Linked DNA regions of Homo sapiens: all the other regions are linked to region 1. The links are chromatin contacts, found by Hi-C or POLR2A ChIA-PET in ENCODE. All regions are on one chromosome and are shown on one strand. The core of a region is the stretch at or near the end of the contact, and the rest is flanking DNA. Distances in the headings are between cores, read along the strand shown. Region 1 holds the start of INSIG1 (insulin induced gene 1). Region 2 holds the start of DYNC2I1 (dynein 2 intermediate chain 1). Region 3 holds the start of NCAPG2 (non-SMC condensin II complex subunit G2). Region 4 holds the start of GALNT11 (polypeptide N-acetylgalactosaminyltransferase 11).

Region 1 (3,721 bases), core at 1-2,500:
ATCTACGTATCTGGTTGTGTGATCCTCAAGCACTTATGCAAGGTGGAGTGTAAACAATGGCCAAGACCCAAACTGCAATGTTCCCTGAAGTCCAACCTGCTTGGAGTCCTTGGGAACGTGTACAATGGTTAACAGGCTTGAGAGGAGTCAGCTGGGAGAGTGAGAGCGAGACTGCCCTGCAGAGGGGCCGCTGAGGATGGACCCCTGTAGGCCGTCCACACCCACCACGCGTGTCATCCTCAGGAAATGCAACCGGATGCTCGGAATTTCGCCCCTAAAGCGACTCAGGGCAGTCTCAGCTCAGGAAGACTTCTTTTTTTGACCTTCTGGCTTAAAGCCACAACCCCAGGCTGAGGATGCCACATCAACGGCGTTTCCTCGCCACGCTGCAGGCGTGACTCACGTTTCTAAGCCTGCAGGGTCCCCGGGCCAAGCGCGGCTACTGAGAGCACAGCGTCCTCCCTCAGCCCCTGCTCATCTGCACGGAGCAAAGCCGCAGCTTTCTCTGCTGTCAGCGCTTTATACGACTCGGATGTAGGCTCTGAGCGGGCACGGGCCCGCCCTCAGACGGCGACCCGAGGGGCAAACAGGATGGAGGCGCGCTCCCTTGGAGGCTGTGGTCTCGATTTTATCTGCTCCTGGGTGGTGCGGGTGGTTTGCTCTCTAGGCGTGAGCAAAGGCCACAAGGGGCCCGAAAAAATCACCCAAGGATGCAAGCCCGCCATTGCGCTGAGCAGGGGCCTCCCCGCCGCCAGAGCCCGCGCCCCTCCAGGGAGGCCCGCGCGATCGAGACCCGCCGCCTCCCGGCCAGGCGCGGGACACCAGGCGAGGGGAGCCAGGAGCCGGGAGGGGCGGCGCCGGGCCCGCAACCCCACCCTGTCCTGCCTCCGCCTCCTCCCGGCAGGACCGTCCCCTCCCAGGCCCCAGCTCCGCGGCCGCCCACTCGCAGCCGGCCAGTCCCGCTCGGGCCCGCGTGCCCCGCAGCCGCCACGCGCCCCGCAGTCCGTGCCGAGGCTCCCGCCCGAGTGCGCGCGGGCCGGCGGTGGCGTGTGCGCACGTCATATGGGCCGCCGGCCTCCCATTGGTTGCGGCCGCCTCACCAGACCGCGTGCGGACGGGCTCGCGGGCGGGGCGGGGCAAGCTCAGGCCACGCCCCTGGGCGGTGCGCGCGGGCGGTGGGTAGGCCGGGCAGGCTCACGTGATGCGGGCCCCGCGGCCCGCCATATAAACCCGCGCGCCCGCCAGGCGCTGCGGCCGTCCCGGGCCGTGACTCCTCCTTTCCCCCGCCCCGCCTCCGTTCGGAGAGCCGGCGGGCGGGCGCCTCTCGGCCAGGTACGCGGCCGGCTGGGATAGGGGTCGCGGGCGGGCTTTGGTCGCGCAGCAGCCGGTCCTCCCCGGAGGTAGGCGGGCGCGGGCCCTGTTGGGTCTTTGGGACGCGGGTCCCGCTGGGGCCGGGGATGCTGCTCGCTGTGAGCGCGGGTCCCGTCCGCCGCTGGCCCCGGGCGGGCGCACGGGGGTCTAACCTTGGGGGGCGGCGCTGCCGCCTGGCCCGGGTGCCGGGGTTCGCGTCCCGCGGGGCCTTCCTCGCTCTTTGTCTCTTCTGAGTGAACTTGATGACCCCCTTCTTCCAGGAAGCGCCTCTTGGACGCGTGTGACCGATGCCCAGATTGCACGACCACTTCTGGAGCTGCTCCTGTGCGCACAGCGCGAGGCGCCGAGGCCCCCCGCGAGCCAGCGCCGCGGGGCTGGCGGCCAAGGTTGGGGAGATGATCAACGTTTCCGTGTCCGGGCCCTCCCTGCTGGCGGCCCACGGTGCCCCGGACGCTGACCCCGCGCCCAGGGGCCGCAGTGCTGCGATGAGCGGCCCCGAGCCCGGCAGCCCCTACCCCAACACCTGGCATCATCGCCTGTTGCAGAGGAGCCTCGTGCTCTTCTCGGTTGGGGTGGTCCTAGCCCTGGTGCTCAACCTGCTGCAGATCCAGAGGAATGTCACTCTCTTCCCCGAGGAGGTGATCGCCACCATCTTTTCCTCCGCCTGGTGGGTCCCTCCCTGCTGCGGGACAGCAGCTGGTGAGTACCCCTCCTGGTTCTTCTGGAAGTAAAAAGGGTGTCTTTTCGGTTGAAAGTACTTTTCAGCCTATAAGAAACATGCATTTGAAACTGGAACTATCCACAGATTGAAAGTGTGCATCTCCAGTCTTGGGATTTAGAGAAATGAAGGAGGGGTAGAGAGGACCTGGCACCCCCGAGGGCGGGTTCGGGCCACAGCTCTCTGAAGTTTGAGGAAGCACAGTGATGGAGATGAGGCAGGGAGATAATTGGCTGTTCAAGCAGGTGCTGTGCCAAGCTGACTGAGGGCCCTTCCCTCCTGGCGTCCGGGTACAGCCCCAGCTGTCATCCCGCGCCAGCCGCCCCGGATTGGCCGCCTGGGGAACTGGTGAGCAGCGGGACTGAAAGGCCATTGGTCGCGGCAGCAAACATGCTACCCTGCTGGATAACTGAAAACAAACCCGTCACATGGGTTCAGGAGGCGGTTGCCAGGGGAGCAACTTCTCAGCACTTCCTTTTGCCGGGTCGCTGAGTAAACTGTGGTCTGAAGCCAAACCGCCTACACCCTGAACTGTTAGAGCTCTGTAGATTACGTTCTTAAGGAAAAGAGTAACCCCCTTACGGCGTTTAGATTTTCGTACACCCAAGCAGTAGCATAGATGCTGTACAACGTAACACTGAGTCAGTCTGAACTGTGGACACGGGGACTGCTGGGTGTGTGTACTAGACTTTCTTGGCTATCATTGAACCGCTTTTATAGAAATGTTGAGTTGATCTTGGCTCAGCAGATCACTTACTGCTCCTGTAGTCACACAGCATTTGTTTATTTAACGAGCTTGTCGGGTGCTTTCTGCAACCTCAACTCTATAAGCTGTTGAAATGTTAATCCAAAAGTGAGCACCACAAGCCCCTATCCTTAAGCAGCTTAGAGTCTGGTGGGGAAAACAAACCAGTATGTCAGTGACTCCAGTGCAGTGCAGGGAGCATCCTGTTTGCTTTGTGGCTGACGTTTGTCAGCTGACTGCTGACCATAGGCTTCAGATGCTTTGCTGTGTTCATTCCTTACAGCAATACCATGTGTAGCTTCATTTATAGATGTGGCAACTGAATCACAGGTGAAGTCACATCCAAGGGTGCGCAGGTAGAAAGGGGCCAAGCCATCGTTGGTAACTGCTCCTGCTGCCTTGGTAGGTGTGTCTCCTGCACTGTGGAAACACATTGCCTCAGTTGACTCACTGAAAACAGCAAGCAGCAGAGAGGTTTGTAGCAGATTAACAGAGGGCTCCGTGTTGAAGAACTAGGACAGGTGTCTGTAATTATTAAGTAGTGGGTAGAATGTTTTCATATTTGTTCTCGGAGGGACGGGATCCTCTTTCGTTTTTCGAAACACTTTATGTGGCTGTACTAATTGAACATTTTTTGAGAACTATATCTAGATTTAAAATTCCATGTTTCATATACATTTGGCAGAATAGTTTCTTTCCTTTAACCAAAAACTTGATCTTAGAAATGAAATAGTTTAGCCTTCAGTATTTGTAATTGGATCCTCAAGGGTTTCTAGGAATATCTGGACAATTTCTCATACTCTCATATTCTACTTTTTTTTAAACCATCAGCCAAGAGCATAAGTAAAATTTTTCATAGTATGTTTTTTACCTATTTATTTATTAAG
Region 2 (3,721 bases), core at 385-2,884, 3.6 Mb after region 1:
GGGAGACTGGTGGGGGCCAAGGTGCCCGGCCCTGCCTTCACGGGGGCCTGGCTGGCAGGAGCCTTGCAGCCTGCAAAGCAACAGCTGTGCATTTGGAAGAGGGTGTTGGGCGACTCGGCTTGCAACCACCCAAGGGGTTCACCTTGCCCGCTGCCTAGACAGAGCCTATCGAGATGGGGGAATTGCAATAGAGAAAGAGTAATTTACACAGAGCTGGCTGTGCAGGAGACTAGAGTTTTATTATTACTCAAATCCATCTCCTTGAGCATTGAAGCATTCAGGGATCAGAGTTTTCAAGGATAACTTGGGTGGGGGGAAGCCAGTGAGCCAGGAGTGCTGATTGGTCAGAGATGAAATCATAGGGAGTCAAAGCGGTCTTCTTGCCCTTATCAGTTCCTGGGTGAGGGGCCACAAGATCTGATGAGCCAGTTTATTGATCTGGGTGGTGCCAGCTGATCCATCAAGTGCAGGTTCTGCAAAATATCTCAAGCACTGATCTTAGGAGCAGTTTAGGGAGGGTCAGAATATTGTAGCCTCCAGCTGCATATTAGAAACTACTCCTAAAACGTAATTTCTAATCTTGTGGCTAACATCAGTCCTACAAAGGCAATCAAGTCCCCAGGCAAGAAGGCCTGCTTTGGGAAAGGGCTGTTACCGTCTGTGTTTAAATTATAAAATATAAACTAAGTTTCTCCCAAAGTTAGTTCAGCCTACTGCCAGGAAGGAACAAGCACAGCTTGGAGGTCAGAAGCAAGATGCTGTGGGTTAAGTTACACCTCTTTTACTGCCTCAGTCATAATTTTGAAAAGGCGGTTTCAGGCTTTCAGCCCTAACTTTCCCTTTGGCTGAAGGAGTTCGGAGGTCCTGAGAGTTTTTGATTTTCCCTTACGTGTTGTATAAAAACAGTCTCTCAACGTTGATTCCTGCCTACCTTACTGCTTGTTTTTATCAAAAGACGACATATGGGAATATAATTTGTTAAGTGCAAAGCCTTATTCAAATGTAAAGCTCTTTTCTTTTTTTTTTTTTTTTTTTTGAGACAGAGTCTCGCTCTGTCGCCCAGGTTGGAGTGCAGTGGCGTGATCTCCGCTCACTGCAAGCTCCGTCTCCCAGGTTCACGCCATCCTTCTGCCTCAGCCTCCCGAGTAGCTGGGACTACAGGCGCCTGCTACTGCGCCCAGCTATTTTTTTTTTTTGTATTTTTAGTAGAGACGGGGTTTCACCGTGTTAGCCAGGATGGTCTCGATCTCCTGACCTCATGATCCACCCGCCTCCGCCTCCCAAAGTGCTGGGATTACAGGGGTGAGCCACCGCGCTCGGCCTCAAACGTAAAGCTCTTTTCAATATCTGCTCTCCCTTTCTATCTTCCCCGACTGTCAGTCCGGTCCCGTGGGAACCCGGGGCGGGTTGGGGCGAGTCAAGAGCCCCTGCACCCCAAGTCAGGGTACTGCACCTACCCCTTGGGGAGACCAACGACCGCTCGGTCCTCTGCTGCTCCTGCCTGGCGGTTGCTAGGAGCCGGGGAAGCGCAGGCGCATTGGGAGGGGCCGCGGGCACGCCGAGCAGCGACCACTCGGCCTTCCCCTGCTCCTGCCTGCCAGGTGCTAAAAATGCCGGGGATGCGCAGGCGCACTGGGAGAGGCCGCAGGGCACGCTGGGCAGTGCTTCTGGGCCCTCTGCTGCTCCTGCTTGTCGGTTGCTAGGCGCTGGGACGCGCCTCCCGAAGGGTGCGGGGCACAGGTGGCCTCTTCGGGGTGGACCGCGCCTGGCCGGGGCCGAGGACACCGCGGCCGCCCGGGCCTGCGGGAAGCGATGGAGCCCGGGAAGGTCGGTGCGGCGCTGGGTCTGGGCGAGGGGTGGTCGAGCTTCGCGGACTCCTTCGGGCGCCGCTAGCAGCGCCGCCGCCGCCCTCCCTTTGCGCAGCGGTTCTCTCGGCCGGGCCGGGGCTTCCCGGAGGAGCCGCGGTGCCTCCGAGGCAGGAAGGGAAACGGAGGCGCGGCTGGCCGTCGGCGCGAGGGATGGCAGGACGCCGGGCTCCCGGCGGTCGGGAGAGGCGGTCTGTGCAGCCTCAGGCCTGGGGTCGCCGCCGCGGCCCGTCTCCTCGCGCCCGGCCTGGAGGCGGCCTCGGCCCCTGCTGCGGGGCCGGGGTGGCTGAGGAGACATATTTAAAAGTTTATTAAATTTTAGCTGACTTAAGTTTAAATATGACTTGTCACAGTTTAAGAGGTTGAGAGAGTGCAGCCTGGGTGCTTGAGTTTGAATTCAGGATTTTGTATTTACTTGTATGACCTTGGCAAACTCACTTAACATGTCTTGTTTCCTAATTCATTCAATGGGCACAATAATAATAGCAACATTATAGGGTGTTTAAGAAGGTTAAGTGAGATATTATGTGTAAAAGTGCATAGACCAGTGCCTGCTTTCATTAACACTCAATAAATGTTAGATATTACTGTATTATTCTTATCTATTGATTCCCCACTGAAAGATGAGGAATTTAATTTGCATACATTTTCTTCTACCTTCACTCCTATTATTTTTTCCCCATCACTTACCTTTATGTGTTGAATAATACTCCTTAATTTGTATTTTATGTTATATAAACCTTAGGTTTTTGTTTTTTTTTTTTTTTTGAGATGGAGTCTCACTCTGTCACCAGGCTGGAATGCAATGGCACGAACTTGGCTTACTGCAACCTCCGACTCCAGGGTTCAAGAGATTCTCCTGCCTCAGTCTCCCGAGTAGGTGGGATTACAGATGTCCGCCACCAAGCCCAGCTGATTTTTGTATTTTTAGTAGAGATGAGGTTTCACCGTGTTGGCCAGGATGGTCTTGATCTCCTGACTTCGTGAGCCACTGCACCCGGCCTTTTTTTTTTTTTTTTTTTAAAGATAATTCCCCTTGTCGCCCAGGCTGGAGTACAGTGGCACGATCTCTACTCACCGCAACCTCCAACTCCTGGGTTCCAGCGATTCTCCTGCCTCAGCCTCCCGAGTAGCTGGGATTACAGGCAGGTGCCACTATGCCTGGCTAATTTTTGTATTTTTAGTAGGGATGGGGTTTCTCCATGTTGGTCAGGCTGGTCTCGAACTCCTGACCTCCGGTGATCCGCCCGCCTTGGCCTCCCAAAGTGCTGGGATTACAGGCGTGAGCCACCGCGCTAGGCCAACCTTAGATAGTATTTTTTAACTTTCCCCTAGTTAAGATTAAGAAGCTACTGCCCTGCACTCCCCATTTCTCCCTAAACCCACTAATTTCCTGACCCTGTCATCTTCTATGCTATTCTCTTTACATTTCTTTAAGTTACTCTGTAACTTACATTGTCCGTGATTTGTTTATAGGTTGATTTTAAAAATGAAAACCAATAAACACTATAACATCATGGTTATATACGTTTTCATTGCAGAACCAAATAGTCAGATTGGACCAATAGATACAATGGAGTCCTGTATTCTAAGCTCACTCTACTCAGGGAACAATGTTTCTGGTGTCAGGGTCAAAGGGGTCATCTTTTGTTACATTCAGTTAATGTACCACAATGAAGTTTGCTTATCATTTGGACCATGTCTTTCATAAATGGCCCTATTTGCCCTGTTTTTTTAGTTTTGGCAAAAAAGAACATAAGCTGTTTTAAATTTTTAAACCTTATGATGTCTTCTAGCTTATTAGTGTCATATTACCTGTTTAATGAAATTCTCTTAAATTCTTCCCAGAGCTCACT
Region 3 (3,721 bases), core at 454-2,953, 3.4 Mb after region 1:
GGCTACACCTCTAGGTGTAGGCAAGTCCACTCTGTGATGTTCATGCAATGATGAAATTGCCTAACGACAACGTGTCTCCCTCTTTAAATCAAGCATGACTGGCACATTTTTCACTGACAAAGAAAATGGGGAGGGAAGGGAGAGTGGCCAGTAACAAGCATAATGAATAGTGGCTAGGACAAATTCATGATTTTAGAAAAATAATCCAATAAGGTGCAGCAAACACATGGAATCATACATCTTCGCCCGGCAAGTCTGTGAACACTCTCCACTTTTTCATAGTTCTGGTCACTTTTCTTGTTTGCTCTATTTCCAAGTGTACCTCTTTGGCATGTTAGTCCAACTTACAGTAATACACTTCCTCTAGACTACCAAACTTATTCCTATATTTCCCATTTTCCCTCTTATATTAGTGACTGTAATTTTTTAATGGTTAATTTTTCAATCTATCTCCCAAAGTGGCAATATTCCATGTTTCTTGTACCATATGTGCATAAGACCTCAGCCCTGCAGCCAGAATGCTACTTTCAAGGTAAGGAGTCATCTCACCATCCAGTTATCAGTCCGAAGAGCAGGTTACTCTTCGCACAGGAGGTCTGGTACTAAATCAAGATGAGCATTAAAAAGAAGAAATCCCTGTTACCTTCTCACCACCTGTGACTTCCCACTCCGTCCCCAAACTCCTTCCTCATGGACACAACAAGAGGCACCAAACCAGCAACAAGAGTTCAGGAGACTGATGTCTCTGAGGACAATGCCCACGTCCACAGCTGGGGAGATACTCTCTGAGGGCAGTGCCTACACCCAGGGCTCAGGGGGACTCTCTCTAAGGGCAGTACCGACACCCAGGACTGAGGGGACTCTCTCTGAGGGCAGTTCCCATGCCCAGGACAGAGGGGGTCGCTCTCTGAGGGCAGTGCCCATGCCCAGGACTGAGGGGACGCTCTCTGAGGGCAGTGCCCATGCTCAGGACTGAGGGGGTCGCTCTCTGAGGGTAGTGCCCATGCCCAGGACTGAGGGGACGCTCTCTGAGGGCAGTGCCCATGCCCAGGACTGAGGGGGTCGCTCTCTGAGGGCAGTGCCCATGCTCAGGACTGAGGGGGTCGCTCTCTGAGGGTAGTGCCCATGCCCAGGACTGAGGGGACGCTCTCTGAGGGCAGTGCCCATGCTCAGGACTGAGGGGGTCGCTCTCTGAGGGTAGTGCCCATGCCCAGGACTGAGGGGACACTCTCTGAGGGCAGTTCCCATGCCCAGGACAGAGGAGGTCGCTCTCTGAGGGCAGTGCCCATGCCCAGGACTGAGGGGACACTCTCTGAGGACGGTGCCCATGCTCAGGGCTGGGGGGTCGCTCTCTGAGGGCAGTGCCCGCGCCCGGGGCTGGGATTTTCCTCCGACACGGACAAGAAGGACGGGCGTCGCTGAGCTGGGTAGGGGGGATGGCCCGGGGTCGCCAGTTCCGTCCAGTTCCGTCAGAGGCAGCACTGCCCGCACGCAGGTCGGCCGCCTCCTTAGGGGAGGGGAGGCTGGGACCCCGACCAGCCGAGGAGGGGCTTCCCGCCCGATCCCTGCTACTTCCCAGCCCCTGCTCTGAACCCAATCCCGGCTCGGCACCGCAGCTCTTACCTGGGCTCGGGGACCCGCCGTTTCCCGCGCTCGGACCAGATTCAAACGCACCCGCCGGCGCCCCAGACGGGCCCCGCCCTCCCGGTCGTCATCAGGCGCCGCTCTCGCGAGAGCTGGGGCGCCGCGAGCCTCGGGCCTCGCCCACACGCCCGGCCCGCCCCGCCTCCAGATCATGCCCCGCCCACATGCCCGCCAGTCTTCTTCCTGTCTATGCCCCGCCTCTTAGGGCGCGGCCTCGAGCAGCTAAGCCCAGTGCCCTACCGGGCACTACGGAACGCGCACGCGGGGCGCCACAGCTGGGGAACCCATGCCCGGTCCGCGCGCCGACGTCCACTGCGCGCTCGTGCGCGTCCTGGGGCCTCCGCGGAGGGAGTGCGCGGTCCAGGAGAGGGCGGGGCGCTGCGAGCGGGCGGTGTTGTGGGAAGGAGGAAGGAGAGGAAGAGAGAGAGGGGGAGAGAAAGGAAAGGCTTGGGGCGGGGAGAGGCCACAGGGCCGTGTCTGGATCCCCGGGAGGACCCCACCCCGACCTGGCCGGCCCCCGTGACCGCCCTCCCTGCCGAGGGGGCACCTGTCCGGGTGGTCCGCAGCCTGCACACGGTAGGTGCACCCTGGGCAGGTGCTTCCCCCGCAGGAGCCCCTCCGGCCAGGTGCGGCCCCTAACAGGTGCTTCTCCTGCAGTTGCTCCTCCAGCAGGTGAGGCCCCCGGCAGGTCAGCTGCCCATAGGGTGGAGAGGGAGAGGCCTTAGCGGGGACCCTCGGAGGCACCCGTGTGAAGGAGGAGTAGCAATGTCATTCAATTCTTTGGACTTAAATGCCAAAATCACATACTGATGTATCAATCTCTTTTAATTTGTGTCAGCGAATAACTTGATTGGGCGTTCCCAATTTTTGTTGAAAGCAAATTCTTAGAAAACGGTGCTCTTTACCACCGAGCTCTGCATCCCTTCGTGAGGACTTGGCCTTCCCTGGAGCTATATTCTTTCATGCTTGAGATGTCTAGAGTGGTATCTGTTTTCCTGGCTTAACTCAAGCCAGAGGTCTTGGCGAGATTGAAGTCGTTGCACTGTGGGAGCACAGCACCAACCAATAGGAACATCATGGGAGCCACAAGTGCACTTGTAAATTTCTAGTGACCACATTAGAAAAATGAAGATAAATAGGTGACATTAATTTTTAAATATGTTTTATTTAGCCTAGTATATCAAAAATATTTATGTTACTTGTTGGAATATCGTTTCAACAAGCAATATAAAATTATAGCAGGGAGAAGACTGGTTTACTAGGAAGCTTGCAACAGTGAAGCAAGGCAGGCTGCAGAGGGGAGGGAGAAGACCCACTCAGAGGATGCTGAGTCTGGGACCCTTGTCAACAGGTGGCCGATATCTAACATTGCCTATTTCATCCTGGGGCTCCAGCCACCTCTGACCTCCTCCTCCCTCCATACACAGATCCTTCCCTGCCATTTCTTGAATTTTGGTGCCCTCATCTTCTCACTGCTTTCTTCTTAGCAATTTCCTTCATATCCAAGGTGCAAACTGCCACCTTCAAGCAGTGACCTCTGCATCTGGATTTGCAAGACACGGTTATTTCTGAACTCCAGAATTTTCAACAGCTCACTGCCTACTCCCACGCTGGTGCTGACATGCATCCAAAACAGATATCGACTTCCCCTCCCACCCCTGAATCCTGCCCCTTTCCTTATGCTGGTCCCTCCTCCAATCAGCCATCTGTTCCTGGGGTTTCCACTTCCTGAGTAGGAATAATGTAACAAGTTACGCATGTGAGCTCTGAAGCTGTACCACCTGGGCTAACCTGGTTCTGTGCTCACTAGCTGGTGACCTTTGACAAGCCATGGACGACTGAGCCTCAGTTTCCTCATCTATCAAATGGGACCTACTTAAGTACTGAGCCTCCTCTAGGGGGTTGTTATGAGGCCTAAATGTCTGTATAATGCAGAGCTCAGCCTCCTCTAGGGGGTTGTTATGAGGCCTAAATGTCTATGTAGTGCAGTGCTCAGAGGCACGTGGAAGCAGGGCAGCAGGAGCGCCCAGTGCACCCCCAATGCACCTGCCCATGCAGCCACTAATGTCATAGGATC
Region 4 (3,721 bases), core at 739-3,238, 3.3 Mb before region 1:
ATGATACGCTGAAAAGAGCATTTTAGTGTCATTCTGTATGATAGTGAAAAATTGGAGCTAACCCAAATCCTCAATTACGAGAATAATGGTTAAGTAATTATTGCACATTAATCAGGTAGAATAGTATTTAAAGTAATAAACAGATGCATCTCATACTCATCAGGTTGGCAAATATTTAAATATCTGATACTATCAAGGGTCAGGAGAAGATGAAACAATGGAAATTTACATGCCCTGATTAATCCTAGAGCATGATTTCAAATGTTAATTTGTGTATAAATCACCTGGAAATCTTGGTAAAAATGCAGATTTTAATTAAGTAGGTGGAGCACAAGACTCCCCATTTCTAACACACTCCAGGTGACGTTGGTGTCGCTTGTTGCTGGACCACCATTTGAGTAGTGAGGCCCTAAAGGTCTGGTCTTCAAACTCTTTTGCTTGAGTATATACTAAAATAATAAGGTTTAAATACAAGAACTTAGTATCCCCTTATACATATTTAAGGTGATATTTAACATTTTTCATTACTAGTTTAGGTAGTTGGAAGGATTACTTTCTGGAAACATATTTATGTATTTAAATAAACTTGTAATACACTTTTAAATATACCTAGTAGACTTTGCCCTAGTTTGCCTGCCACTGCTGTGAATAGTTTCTGAGGGGGATCCCAGCAGGATTGATCCCCAATGACGCTTATTTGATATTATACTATGTATATTTTACATGAGCTGCAACCATTGAAGGAAACTGGGCAAAGATACCTGTGTGCTGTCTGCACTGCCCTTGCAAGAGAAACCAGTACCTGAAATATCTGTCAATCTCCAATCAAGACACAAGCATGGTAGAAGGAGTCAAAAGCATTCAACTTGGCACCCAGCAGCAGTTCTCTTTGGCTGAGGGAAGTGGCCACAAGACTCAGCTGGGGGCCATCAGCGGCCTACACACCCAACAACTGGAGAAATGAGTCCTCAGTCCTTAAGGGGAAACCTGGGTGGTACAACATGGCATCCCCTACACCCTGACAACCCCATGGGGTATCTGTGGAAGAGGGGCTGGGGAATGTGGTTAGCTCAGTTCAGCTCAAGAAGGCCACTACTTTGGTTCAGGTGGTGCTCTTTAATTTATAGTAGCTGTAGAAGTTCCTCCATTGCTACGCGTGTACCCCATCAGACTTTAATTGTGAAGCAATGAGTTCTTTAAAAAAGTTCAAAAATATTCTTAACCAAGTGGGATTTATTTCAGAAATGCAAAGAAGATTAGTATTAAGATATTCTTCAATATAACTTGGCATTATTGGCCAAAGATGAATGCCCACACCATTTTTCTTAAAAATTGCCAATTCCCCTTTTATGGTATTTGTATACATTGCACTATTATCACCAAGGTATGAGTGTTTTTTTCACCACTTCTCTCTTTACACCTTAATCTACATTTTCTTCTATCACAAGTGGCGTTTAACTTCTTTTAATATGTTTAAGGGCATTTGTCTTTTTTTTTTTTTTTCACTTATGGGGTCTCGCTGTATTGCCCAGGCTGGAGGGCAGTGGCTATTCACAGGCGCGATCCCGCTACCGATCAGCACAGGAGTTTTGCCCTGCCCGGTTTCCGAGCTGGGCCAGTTCCCCACTCCTTGGGGAACCTGGTGGTCCCTGCTCCCGGGAGGTCACCACACCGATGCGGAACACAGATGCGTGTCGCCGCGCAATGGGCACAGCGCATACAGCGCAGAGCTCCCGGGCTCAAGCGCTGCTCCCGCCTCAGCCTCCGGAGTAGCCGGGGCCACAGGCAGGGCATTTGTCATTAATGGGGTCTTTTGAGACCGCGGGTGACAGACAACAGGAGCCAGGCCACGCGCGGCGCCTCTGCGCGAACGCTAGGGAGGACTCAGCGCGCGGCGGCCGGTGACGTCAGGGCAGCGAGAGGTTTCGTCACCGCGGCGCGGGGGCGGGGCCGCCTGTCACGCGGCGCCGGCGGACGCGCGGCGCTGGGCGGAGGCAGCGGCTCGGGGACTGGGCGAGGGCCCTGGGCCTGAGGAGGCGCGGCCGCCACTGCGCCCAGCGCCTGCGCGACGCCTGGCTGCTGGGCCCCGGGGCAGTTCAGCCCGCGCCGCTCCTGCGGGTCGGACTGGGGCTGTGGCGGGAGAGAAGATGCCGCAGCCCGAGTCCCAGAAGGCGGCGATCCTGGGCTGCGGGCAAGGCGGTGAGTACCCTCTAGGCGGCGGCCTCCCGGCGTCCCTCAGCACCTCGAGAGCTGCGGCGGCGGCGGCGCGCGGGGCCTGGGCAGGCTGGGGGCGGCGGCGGGGCAGCGCCTGGCTCCCCGCGGGTCCTGGGCTCCCGCACGCCCCCTGGGCGAGGCTCGTGTCTCCGGGAGACGCCGCTGCCCCCGCGCCTCCCCCAGCGTCTCCTGAGGCTTGTTCGCGGGCGTGGGGGCGAGGACCAGGGCGCTGGCCTCGTTTTCGCGTATTTAGGACGGAGGCACACCTGATCCTGCAGCCTCCCCCAGCATTTCCTAAAATGAAGTCCAGATCAGTATTGTCCACTTTTTAAAATTAAAAGTGCCCAGAAATAGAATAGTTCACACATACACAAAACTAGGGAGAATAGTGTGGAAGGAAATTTAATCTCGGGACCCCAAATCACTAAGCCAAAGTCAAGCTGGGAGCTGCGTCAGGCAAACCTGCCCCTAAGTTTTGTTCCTAAGACAGCTGCAAAGATAAAAAGCCACACAGCTCCCTCACCCTTTGGCCAGGAGGAAATTCGCTGTGGACCTCCACATCTTTACCCTGAAACAGTTGTGTGGAATTGCACCCTGGCAGTGTAAATTGACAGCTTGTCTTCGCAGGTGAGGAACAGGGACAGAACTCAAGTCATCCTTCTGCTCACCTGAGACAGATGCATGTCTGACGGCTTCCTCTGCCCTGTATTTATGTAAAAATGCAGATTCACTGAGCCAGACTAAGGCACAAGTGGCTATTCCTCTGCCTGCCCCATGGCGTAAATTGTGTGTTCAGTAAAAGGCAGAGCAGAGGCTCAAAAGAATGTAGCCGTTTGTCTCTCATCTTACCCATGACCTGGAAGCCGCCACTTTGAGTTGTCCCACCTTTCCTGCCCGAACTAGTCTATACCTGTATTTGATTGAAGACTCATGTTCCCCTACAATGTATAAAACTAGGCTGTGCCCCCACCACCTTGGGTACATGCTCTCAGGATCTCTTGAGGGCAGTGTCATGGGCCATAGACACTCATTTCGCTCAGAATAAATCTCTTTAAAAATTTTTTTATTAGCCGGGTGCGGTGGCTCACGCCTGTAATCCCAGCACTTTGGAAGGCCAAGGCGAGCGGATCACGAGGTCAGGAGATCAAGACCATCCTGGCTAACACGGTGAAATCCCGTCTCTACTAAAAATACAAAAAATAAGCCGGGCGTGGTGGCAGGCGCCTGTAATCCCAGCTACTTGGGAGGCTGAGGCAGGAGAATGGCGTGAATCGAGGAGGCAGAGCTTGCAGTGAGCCGAGATCACGCCACTGCACTCCATCCTGGGTGACAGAGCGAGACTCCATCTCAAAAAAATTTATTTTTAATTTTTGTGGGTACATAGTAGGCATATGTATTTATAGGTACATGAGATATTTGATATGGCATAGAATGCATAATCACATCAGGATAAGCAGGGTATCCATCTTCTCAAGCATTTATCCTTTGTTAGTGCTACAAACAACCT

The links. Hi-C counts contacts between places; a loop is a spot of excess contacts on that map. ChIA-PET counts read pairs that join two places held with the same protein, here RNA polymerase II (POLR2A). Pooled maps may share reads with other maps.
Region 2: a loop to region 1 is called in a map with no recorded cell type, with 19 times the contacts of the local background. The contact joins the promoter of DYNC2I1 here to the promoter of INSIG1 in region 1. A Hi-C loop is called at or near these places in 2 of 37 single-sample maps with no recorded cell type and 9 of 50 pooled maps. POLR2A ChIA-PET finds 5 or more read pairs at or near these places in 2 of 52 experiments (OCI-LY7 and activated T-cell).
Region 3: a loop to region 1 is called in a map of B cell, with 23 times the contacts of the local background. The contact joins the promoter of NCAPG2 here to the promoter of INSIG1 in region 1. A Hi-C loop is called at or near these places in 2 of 168 maps with a recorded cell type or tissue (B cell and naive thymus-derived CD4-positive, alpha-beta T cell), 5 of 37 single-sample maps with no recorded cell type and 12 of 50 pooled maps.
Region 4: a map of ascending aorta shows a loop between it and region 1 (12-fold over the local background). The contact joins the promoter of GALNT11 here to the promoter of INSIG1 in region 1. A Hi-C loop is called at or near these places in 2 of 168 maps with a recorded cell type or tissue (ascending aorta and naive thymus-derived CD4-positive, alpha-beta T cell), 1 of 37 single-sample maps with no recorded cell type and 11 of 50 pooled maps.

The regions. Positions count from the first base shown.
Region 1 is chr7:155,296,628-155,300,348 of GRCh38, forward strand. It overlaps INSIG1 (insulin induced gene 1), which reads left to right and starts at 1,251. Exons shown (of 6, transcript NM_005542.6): 1 at 1,251-1,332; 2 at 1,632-2,070. The coding sequence starts at 1,659. It overlaps INSIG1-DT (INSIG1 divergent transcript), which reads right to left and starts at 2,353. Exons shown (of 2, transcript NR_183448.1): 1 at 1,524-2,353. RefSeq lists enhancers at 247-296, 2,707-2,776 and a silencer at 757-1,586.
Region 2 is chr7:158,854,924-158,858,644 of GRCh38, forward strand. It overlaps DYNC2I1 (dynein 2 intermediate chain 1), which reads left to right and starts at 1,635. Exons shown (of 25, transcript NM_018051.5): 1 at 1,635-1,827. The coding sequence starts at 1,813. It overlaps LOC124901796 (a long non-coding RNA gene), which reads right to left and starts at 1,599. Exons shown (of 2, transcript XR_007060627.1): 1 at 1,458-1,599; 2 at 215-473. RefSeq lists a silencer at 1,691-2,160 and an enhancer at 2,511-3,052.
Region 3 is chr7:158,703,101-158,706,821 of GRCh38, forward strand. NCAPG2 (non-SMC condensin II complex subunit G2) reads right to left here and starts at 1,704. Exons shown (of 28, transcript NM_017760.7): 1 at 1,624-1,704. RefSeq lists an enhancer at 465-1,043 and silencers at 1,621-1,720, 1,871-1,960, 2,081-2,360.
Region 4 is chr7:152,023,686-152,027,406 of GRCh38, forward strand. GALNT11 (polypeptide N-acetylgalactosaminyltransferase 11) reads left to right here and starts at 1,989. Exons shown (of 12, transcript NM_022087.4): 1 at 1,989-2,199. RefSeq lists silencers at 679-973, 1,824-2,523.